Regions from separate parts of the Homo sapiens genome. Here region 2 is linked to region 1. Evidence: read pairs that join two places in POLR2A ChIA-PET (ENCODE). Cell type or tissue: K562. All regions are shown on one strand.

Region 1 (5,000 bases):
TCGCACAACTAGTAAGACACCAGACCCTCTCAAAGCCATTGGCTTAACTGCTCCCCTACCTGCCCTGCCAAACACACACAGTGGGGGACACACCCATAGCCCTGGCCCTGTGACAGACCCTGCCATCAGCTGTCAGGTGGAGGCCCCAAACATCTGGCTTAGCAGATAGGACAGACCAAGAAGGGCTGGAGCTGCTCCCCAAGGGAGGCTTGGCCCTTTTCTGGGGGAACTATCTGTTCCCTCCTCCAGGACTAACACAGACAGAGTTTTTCCAGCAAGGAAGGGGCCCTCATGGGCTTGGATGGGAGGCCAGGACTGAGAAGAGGAGCTACCTGCCCTGAGGAAGGTTGGGTCAGCCATCGAGAGGCACCAGGAACCAGGGGATTTGTAGGGGAAAAAAGACAGGGGCAAGCCAGAGGGAAGATGGGAGCTGATCGCCCACAATGCCATCCTCACCCCCTTGGGTACACCAGCCGCTGCCTTGTCATACAGACATACCCTAGGACACGCAGGCATATTGGGCACAGATGCAAGAGAGACTTTCCCTTTACCTCCACCCACCCCCCTGCTCCCCCTTCCATTGTCCAGCCCAGGCCTAGCCAGGAGTATGGGTGGTCCAGTTACTTGCTGCTGTTTTGGGTTAATGTGGATTCACAGCTGCAGTGATTCTTTTTATTTATTTATTTATTTATTTATTTATTTATTTTCAGACGGACTCTTGCTCTGCCGCCCAGGCTGGAGTGCAGTGGTGCCATCTCAGCTCACTGTAATTTCCGCCTCCTGGGTTTAAGCAATTCTCCTGCCTCAGCCTCCAGAGTAGCTGGGATTACAGGTGTGTGCCACCACGCCCGGCTAATTTTTTTGTATTTTTAGTAAAGACTGGGTTTCACCATGTTGGCCAGGCTGGTTTCGAACTCCCGACTTCAAGTGACCTGCCCACCTCAGCCTCCCAAAGTGCTAGGATTACAGGTGTGAGCCACTGCAACTGGCCCGTGATTCATATTTTAACAGTGTTTGGTTGGCTTTAAATAAAGTGCATAGCAGGGGTGGGGGAACCCCTCCTTAATGCTGGGGTTCCTTTCACACAGCCAGTGTTGTCCAGGGGAGCCCAAGTGCACCCTTCTAGACACAGCGCCTCCCTACCCTGGCTCCAAGCATCAGGGGCCCTCTGATGGCACCTGGGATGCTGCCTGGGGCTGACCCTCGACCTCTACCTTTACCCCACAGCAGAGGAGGTTGTTCTGTGGTTCCGGGTATTTCAAAGGGTCACGCCTTGGTCGGGGCTGGGGCAGTGCAGAGGCAGCTTCCCCAGCAGTGACCACAGGCAGTCAGCCTCCATCACCCTTTGTTCTGAGCCACTGTGTGCCTGCTGCCCTGAAAGCAGAGGGTGACTGAGTCACAGGTGGGTCCTCAGGACCTAGCAGAAGGGGAGGCATGCATGGCGGAGGTCCGACGGGCTTCAGGAGAGAGGAGAGGAAGGCCAGTCGTCCACGCCAGGTCCAAGTCGAAGAAGGAGTGGAAGCTGGACTGCAGAGAGGCCTGAGCTCAATTTTAAAGTGAATGAAGCTAAGGGAGTGCGCAGAGACAGGACCAGTAGGGCAGGCTGGGGACGGAGAGCAAGTTCACAGCAGGGGCCAGGTCAGAAGGAGGAACTTGAACTTTATCCTGAGGCCACATGGAACAGCTGGAAGGGTCAGAAGTGGGAGGGAGCCAGGAGTGCAGGGTCAGGGGAAGGAAGAGGGGGCCGCCGGCCATAGGTCCTCCTCCACAGGGCTCCCCAGCATAGATTCCCCCCAGACATAGGATAGGTACTCTCCCTACGCGGGTCTCACGCCCTGCAGGTTCTCTGCACCTGCATGCAGGCCCTTCCAGGCGCCCCCCTACGCCAGGCCTGCGTCCCGGCCACCTAAGCCTGAGTAGACAGAGCTGAGGTCTTCAGCCACCGACTTCAATGACGTAGTGAATCAGGGCTGGGAACCAAGGCCGTCCCCGCCCTACCCAGCCAGCCCTACAGGCCAAGGTCAGTCTTAGTCGGCTGTGGTTTCCGGTCTGCTGCTGCCCCGCCAGAGCCTGGCTCCCTCCAGCTGGTTTGACCTCAAAATCTCACCGACTGAGAAGAGCCATTTCCTGGAGAGTTTCCCCTCCCTACCCCCATCCCAAGTTTCAGTGTGTGAATCCCCAGTCCCAATCCAGCTCTGCTGCTTATGAGCTGTGTGACCTCGGGGAATTTACTTCACCTCTCTGTACCCTACTTTCTTCAAGTTTTAGGAAGATTGAGTACAGGCTGACAGTAAAGACAGCACCCCTTATTGAGGATGGTCTTTGTGATGTGTGATTAAGTCTTTTGTATGGATGAGGAAGTTGAGGGTCAGATGTTGCTAGTTGGGGAGAGCCCAGATTTCAGCCTCTCATCCTGGGCTGGGGCTTTTTCCAAGACTAAACTCTCCTTATTTATTTTTTATTTTATTTTTATTTTTTTGAGATGGAGTTTCACTCTCATCGCCCAGGCTGCAGTGCAATGGTGCAACCTTGGCTCACCGCAACCTCTGCCTCCCAGGTTTAAGCGATTCTCCTGCCTCAGTCTCCCGAGTAGCTGGGATTGCAGGTGCCTGCCACCGAGCCTAGCTAATTTTTGTATTTTAGTAGAGACAGGATTTTGCGATGTTAGCCATGCTGGTCTCAAGCTCCTGACCTCAGGTGATCCACTCGCCTTAGCCTCCAAAAATGCTGGGATTACAGGCATGAGTCACTGCGTCTAGCCTCCTTTTTTTTATTTTAATTTTTGTGGGTACATAGTAATTGTATATATTTATGGGGTACATGTAAGGGGTACATGAGGTGTTTTGACACAGGCATGCAATGTGAAATAAGCACATCATGGAGAATGGGGTATCCATCCCCTCAAGCATCTAAACACTCTTTGATGACCCTTGTGTGAGCTGGTGTTTTTGTTTTTGTTTTGAGACAAGGTCTTGCTCTGTCACCCAGGCCAGAGTGCAGTGGCATGATCATGGCTCACTGCACCCTAGACCTCCTGGGCCCAGGCGATCCTCCTGCCTCAGCCTCCTTAGTAGCTGGGACTACAGGCATGCACCACCCCACCTGGCTAATTTTTATATTTTTTTGTAGAAATGGGGTTTCACCATGTTGCCCAATCTGGTCTTAAACTCCTGGGCTCAAGCAATCCACCCGCCGGGGCCTCCCAAAGTGCTGGGCTGGGATTACAGGCATGAGCCACCATGCCCGACCGTGTGAGCAGGTGTTGAACGAATAAAGGAATAGTAACTGCTGGTTGACTTGGTCATTTTGAACCCCTGGGTCTCTGGAAACTTGTGAGCCATCTGAGGGCAGCTCTATCCACCCGTGGGCTGATTTTCACCCCTGGGGACAGAGACTAGACAGTGGGATTAGTAATGGTTAGAGGGTACCTAAAAGGATGGGAAGATGCAGGCCAGGATGGGAATTAGAGGTGACCTGGGAGGTCAGCACTACAGGGTACAGGAATGACGCTGTCAAATTTTCTCCATCAGAGGGTTCCACCCATCCTTCAAGGTGTCTCTTCCTTGAAGCCTTCCCTGACCACTTCATTCTCTTGTTTAATAATTCCTGGGACATGAGAAGCTACAGCTCAGCCCCTGTGAGCTGACTGTACCCTGTGACTGCATGTGACACAGTCTGACCATTATGCAGCATCAAATCATTTCTGGAGAGCTTGCCAATACATTAGCTCACTTAACCCTCTTAACAGCCCTGGGACGGAGGAGTTACGTGTTTATCACCTCGGTTCTAAGGTCCAGAGAAGTTTGAATGTCTTGCTCACAGGAGCATTGGCTGAGACTCAAGTTTAGGCTCCCTGGTTCCAAATCACATACATTCTGTTCATTACAGCACTTTACCTGAGGTTGAGGCTGCCTCTGCGTTCTGGGTGCTTACTTAAAACTCGAAGTTTCCTAGCAGCCAAGGTAAAAAGGGAAACCTGATGACTTAGATGGCCCTTCTCTGTCTGAAATAAAGAAACCTATCAGTTCATCTGGAGTTTCAGACAGTATCCGGTACTTACTTCCAGCAGGATTGATTTCATGGATTCTGTGTGACATCCTCACCCATTGATTTGCAGGAAGGTATTATGTTGATCCCATTAGAGGCTATAGGAATGATATTAGTGAGAACTTGGGGTGGAATTTCCCGGGGAAATTGCACTAAGAGATTCCAGGTGATTGCCTCCTGCCTTCTTTTCTTTTCTTTTTTTTTTTTTTTTAATAGAGATGGGGGTCTCCCTATGTTGTCCAGGTTGGTCTCGAACTCCTGAGCTCAAGGAATCCTGCTGCCTCAGCCTCCCAAAGTGCTGGGAATTACAGGCATGAGCCACCGCACCCAGCCATGTTTCCTGGCATCTAACTTGATCCAGGGTGCAGCTGAGACATCAGGGGAGCCAGCATGTGAAGTGGAAAGAGTTGAAAGAGTGCTGGAGCCACAGAGAGCAAGGTTCAAATCTTGGCCCTACTGCCAACTGTCCTTAGGCAAGTTATTTAATTTCTCTGAGTCTCATTTTCCCCACTTGTTAAGATGGGAACGAGAATGCATTCTCAAATCATTATTGTGGGGAGTCGTTCAATCATTCATTCAGTAAAAATGTAGAGCCCGCCTTTGCCAGGCTCTGTGCCTAGGCACTGGCGACATGACTACAGACAAGGATGGCAAAGGACCTGCCCCCATGAAGCTTATGTTCTAGAGGCAGCAATAGATCATAATAAACAAATAATTAAATAAGAAACTGTCAGCCGGGCACGGTGGCTCATGCCTGTAATCCTAGCACTTTGGGAGGCCGAGGCAGGTGGATCACAAGATCAGGAGTTCGAGACCAGCCTGGCTAATATGGTGAAACCCCGTCTCTACTAAAAATACAAAAATTAGCCAGGTGTGGTGGGGGCTGCCTGTAGTCCCAGCTACTCAGGAGGCTGAGGCAGGAGAATCACTTGAACCTGGGAGATGAAGGTTGC
Region 2 (5,000 bases), 1.1 Mb after region 1:
GCTCACTGCAGCCTCAAGCTCTAGGGCTCAAAAGATCCTCCTGCCTCAGCCTCCAGAGTAGCTGGGGGTCTACAGGCATGCACCACCATGCCTGGCTACAATTCTTATTATTCCCCAATGCTACCCCAACCATATTTCTAAAAACTCCCAAAGTAAGATTCTATTTTGCCCAGTTTGTCCTCAATTGAGCAGTTTTGTCTGAGCCCAGAGTTTCTGCTGGGCCAGCCTGTGGATGAGCTGTCTCTCCCAGGCCGGTGCCCATCCCTGCCAGTAGCCTGGGAGGGGGAGGGGTGCCCAGGGTCAGGTGGAACAAAACATGACTGCCTAGGGCTGCCTCTGTCTCCATCTCACTGACGGCAAACCATAGCTCAGAGGGCCAGCTCTTAAGTGAGACCTGAGTGCCACAGAAAGGTGGACACAAGGCCAACAGCTACTAAATGAAAGAAAATTCTGATTCCAATGAAATCTGCCAGAGAAATAAAGCATTTTTTAAAGGATGATGAAATAAGGCGATGTCTGATTAGGGCAAACATGATGCAGACAGGAAATGCAGCAGTTCAGAGGAGGGAAGGTCAGGCCGCCTGGGGAGAGTCCATGAAAAAGATGGAACATGCCAGACGTTGTGCCTGGCGCTGGGAAAGAGTTGACTAGGACAGCATCCCTTTCCTCAAAGGGCTCCTAGACTAGGGAGAGGGCCGGACATCTGAATACATCCTGAGGAGACAGTGTGGGACAGCATGCTGGCAGTGGAGCCAGCCGTGGTTCTGCTCTTGGTCGGCTGGAAAGGAGTAGATATAAGGGATGGCTTAGAAGAAGGGAAGTGGAAGAAAAGTTTTCTGAGCAGAAAAGAGGAAGGAAAGGCCTTCTAGACAGGACACTACAAAGGCAGAGAAGCCCTAAGCAGAGTGAGCACCAGACTCCACAGGTTAAGGGCTCAGTCACACAGGACCGCCCTCACGTCAGACCCCAGGTGCAAGGCCAAGCATCACCTATGCATCTGACCAACTGGCTATAAATTGGAGGTCCCCACAACTCCCTCCTCAGGTTTGACCATTTGCTAGAACAGCTCACAAAACCCAGGAAAATAGTTTACTTACTATTGCTGATTTATTACAAAGGATATTTTAAAGGATACAAATGAACAGCCAGATGAAGAGATACACAGGGTGAGGTCTGGAAGGGTCCTTGTGGAGTTGGGGTGCACCATCCTCCCGGCACATGGATGTGTTCGCCAACCCAGCAGCTCTCCATGTCCTGTCTTTCAAGGATTTTTCTGGAGGCTTTGTCACGCAGGCATGATCGAGCTCCAGCTCTGCTCCCCACCCCAGAGGATGGGGAATGGGGCTGAAAGCACTAAGCTTCCAACCATAGTTAGGTATTTTTGGTGACCAGTCCCCAAATAAGGAGCCCACCAAGAGTCACCTCATGAGAACAAAGGACGCTCCTATCATGCAGAAAATTCCAAGGGATTTAGGAATCCTTGTGTCAGGAACCAAGGTGAAGGACCAAACGTTAGAACAAAAGATGTGCAATCATAAAAAAGAACAAGATCATCTCTTTTGTAGGAACACAGATGGATCTTGAGGCCATTATCCTCAGCAAACTAAGAAAGGAACAGAAAACCAAACACCACACGTTCTCACTTATAAGTGGGAGCTAAATGATGAGAACTCATAAACACAAAGAAGGGAACAACAGACACTGGGCCCTACCTGAGGGTGAAGGGTGGGAGGAGGGAGAGGAGCCAAAAAAACTACTGGGTACTGGCCAGGCACGGTGGCTCACGCCTGTAATCCCAGCACTTTGGGAGGCCGAGGTGGGTGGATCGCAAGGTCAGGAGTTCGAGACCAGCCTGGCCAAGATGGTGAAACCCCATCTCTACTAAACATAAAAAATTAGCTGGACGTGGTGGCAGGCACCTGCAGTCCCAGCTACTCAGGAGGCTGAGGCAGAAGAATGGCGTAAACCTGGGAGGCGGAAGTTGCAGTGAGCCGAGATCGTGCCTCTAGCCTGGGCAACAGAGCGAGACTCTATCTCAAAAAAAAAAAAGAAAAAAACTATCGGGTATTAGGCCTAGTGCCTGGGTGACGAAATAATCTGTACAACAAACCCATGTGACACAAGTTTAGCTATATAACAAACGTTCACATGTATCCCCTAATCTAAAATAAAAGTTAAAAAAAAAAAAAAGGAAAAAACACCTGGGAGAAAAGAAAAATGATAAATTTAAAAAAAAAAAAAGACAATGCTCCTAGCACCCCCATCTTTCAGGAATTTCCAAGGGTTTTAGGAGCTTTGTGTTAGGAACCGGGGGCAGAGACCAAATGTATATTTCTTCTTACGTTACACTACCCCAGATAGGAAAACAGAAATTACTCTAGATATTTCAAACAAAAAGGGGTTGTATATAGGCAATTAGTGCTTTTCATTGGAGGGGCTAGAGGTGGTGAAGGTTGTGGGGAGGGGGTTGTACCACTGGCTTTCAGGCTACTTTACCACAGCTGATTTCCAGAGGATGGAAGAAGTCAGGAAACTTGGGACACCGCTGCTGAGGTCCTTGCAGCCCCACGGTCCCCAGGCTGGTGACTGGTGGGGGAGTATGGAGTCCAGCTGACCACCAGAGCCTGCACGCCTGCTGCTACAGGGGAGGAAAGGATGACTTCTACCTCCTTTCCACATTCCAAATTCCACGTGACTACCTTTTATTGGCAGCACCCTGCTGGCAAGGGAGCCTTGATGTGTGCTTCCTGGGCTTCCAGCACCTGCACAGAAAGGGGTGAAATGAATGTCATGAGCAGCCACCACTCTGCAGCACAACTCCACATCCAGGCATGGTGGGGAGCCCTACTTATACTTGGAGGTGTCCTGGCACCCTACCCACTTTTGGTAGGTGTTTGGGTGTCCGAGGCTTTGCAAAAGAAGAAGGCATGGAGTCTACGGTGGAGTCACATGGTGGAGACCTAGCTAAGTCAGAGGCCTGGAGAGGTGTCATTCTAGCTGGGCAGCAGGTGACACACAACCATGCCCTGAGTTGATTGGAGAAACACCTGGGACCGACCTGGAGTTTGTTCTGGAATGTTTTCACTGGAATGAAAGCTGAGCGGTCCGCAGGCCATATAGTATCGGAGAAAACATAGCTCTCATTGAAAAAGGCTGCCAGAGAAAATGTGCCCGCAGGGAAGTTCAGGGGTTTTGTTTGTTTGGGTTTTTTCTCTTTTGCTTTTTTTTCCTTTTGAGATGGAGTTTCGCTCTTGTTGCCCAGTCTGGAATGCAATGGCACAATCTCAGCTCACTGCATCCTCTGCCTCCTGCGTTCAGGCAATTCTGCCTCAGCCTCCCTAGTAGCTGGAATTACAGGCATGCACCACCATGCCCGGCTAATTTTTGTATTTTTAGTAGAGACAGGGTTTCACCATGCTGGTCAGACTGGTCTCAAACTCCTGACCTCAGGTGATCCACCCGCCCCAGCCTCCCAAAGGGCTGGGATTACAGGTGCGAGACACCGCGCCCGGCCTATTTTGGGTTTTTGTTTTGTTTTGTTTTGGAGATGGTCTTACTCTGTCACCCAGGCTGGAGTGCAGTAGCATGATCTTGGTTCACTGCAACCTCTGCCTTCCAGGTTCAAATGATTCTCCTGCCTCAGCCTCCTGAATAGCTGGGAATACAGGTGCTCACCACCATGCCCGGCTAATTTTTATATTTTTTTGTAAAAACAGTTTCACCATGTTAGCCAGGCTGGTCTTGAACTGACCTCAAGTGATCCGCTCACCTTGACCTCCCAAAGTGCTGGGATTAAAGGCATGAGCCACTGTGCCCCGCCAGGAAATTCAGGTTCTGAAAATACACCTGTGGATCTCGAGCCTTGAACATCCTTGTATGCTGCTTTAAATGGCTGATCCTCAATGCCTCCCTTCCAACTCACACGCTCGCTCCCCTACATCAATCTCCCAGAAAAAGGGACCTCTTTTATTCTTTTTTTTTTTTTAATTATTATTATACTTTAAGGTCTAGGGTACATGTGCACAACGTGCAGGTTTGTTACATAGGTATACACGTGTCATGTTGGTGTGCTGCACCTGTTAACTCGTCATTTACATTAAGGATATCTCCTAATGCTATCCCTCCCCCCTCCCCCCACCCCACAATAGGCTCTGGTGTGTGATGTTCCCCACCCTGTGTCCAAGTGTCCTCATTGTTCAGTTCCCACCTATGAGAACATGTGGTGTTTGGTTTTCTGTCCTTGCGATAGTTTGCTCAGAATGATGGTTTCCAGCTTCATCCATGTCCCTACAAAGGACATGAACTCATCATTTTTTAGGACTGCATAGTATATTATGGTGTATATGTGCCACATTTTCTTAATCCAGTCTATCATTGATGGACATTTGGGTTGGTTCCAAGTCTTTGCTATTGTGAATAGTGCCGCAATGAACATACGTGTGCATTTGTCTTTATAGCAGCATGATTTATAATCCTTTGGATATATGCCCAGTAATGGGATCGCTGGGTCAAATGGTATTTCTAGTTCTAGATCCTTGAGGAATCACCACACTGTTTTCCACAATGGTTGAACTAGTTTACAGTCCCACCAATGGCGTAAAAGCGTTCCTATTTCTCCACATCCTCTCCAGCACCTGTTGTTTCCTTTTTAATGACTGACATTCTAACTGGTGTGAGATGGTATCTCATTGTGGTTTTGATTTGCATGTCTCTGATGGCCAGTGATGATGAGCATTTTTCCATGTGTCTGTTGGCTGCATAAATGTCTTCTTTTGAGAAGTGTCTGCTCATATCCTTTGCCCACTTTTTGATGGGGTTGTTTGATTTTTTATTGTAAATTTGTTTAAGTTCTTTGTAGATTCTGGATATTAGCCCTTTGTCAGATGGGTAGATTGTAAAAATTTTCTCCCATTCTGTGGTTGCCTGTTCACTCTGATGGTAGTTTCTTTTGCTGTGCAGAAGCTCTTTAGTTTAATTAGATTCCATTTGTCAATTTTGGC

What was found. Peaks named below come from ENCODE experiments on the same cell type or tissue, not always from the same donor. Only the 100,000 strongest peaks of a DNase experiment are listed, where the experiment ranks them.
Region 2: POLR2A ChIA-PET joins it to region 1 with 5 read pairs; 2 of 35 experiments call an interaction of 5 or more read pairs at or near these places.

What each region holds. Positions count from the first base shown.
Region 1 is chr17:44,276,899-44,281,898 of GRCh38, reverse strand. No RefSeq gene overlaps it. Among named protein-coding and RNA genes, the nearest start is that of SLC4A1, 11 kb to the right of the region's middle. RefSeq lists a cis regulatory region at 12-305 and an enhancer at 1,045-1,715. In K562, no CTCF peak of the experiment used is centred here; DNase peaks (open chromatin) are centred at 148 and 1,998.
Region 2 is chr17:43,136,419-43,141,418 of GRCh38, reverse strand. NBR2 (neighbor of BRCA1 lncRNA 2) reads right to left here. Exons shown (of 8, transcript NR_138145.1): 5 at 3,059-3,263; 6 at 2,497-2,762. It also overlaps a transcript of BRCA1 not described here. Among named protein-coding and RNA genes, the nearest start is that of NBR2, 13 kb to the right of the region's middle. In K562, no CTCF peak of the experiment used is centred here; no DNase peak of the experiment used is centred here.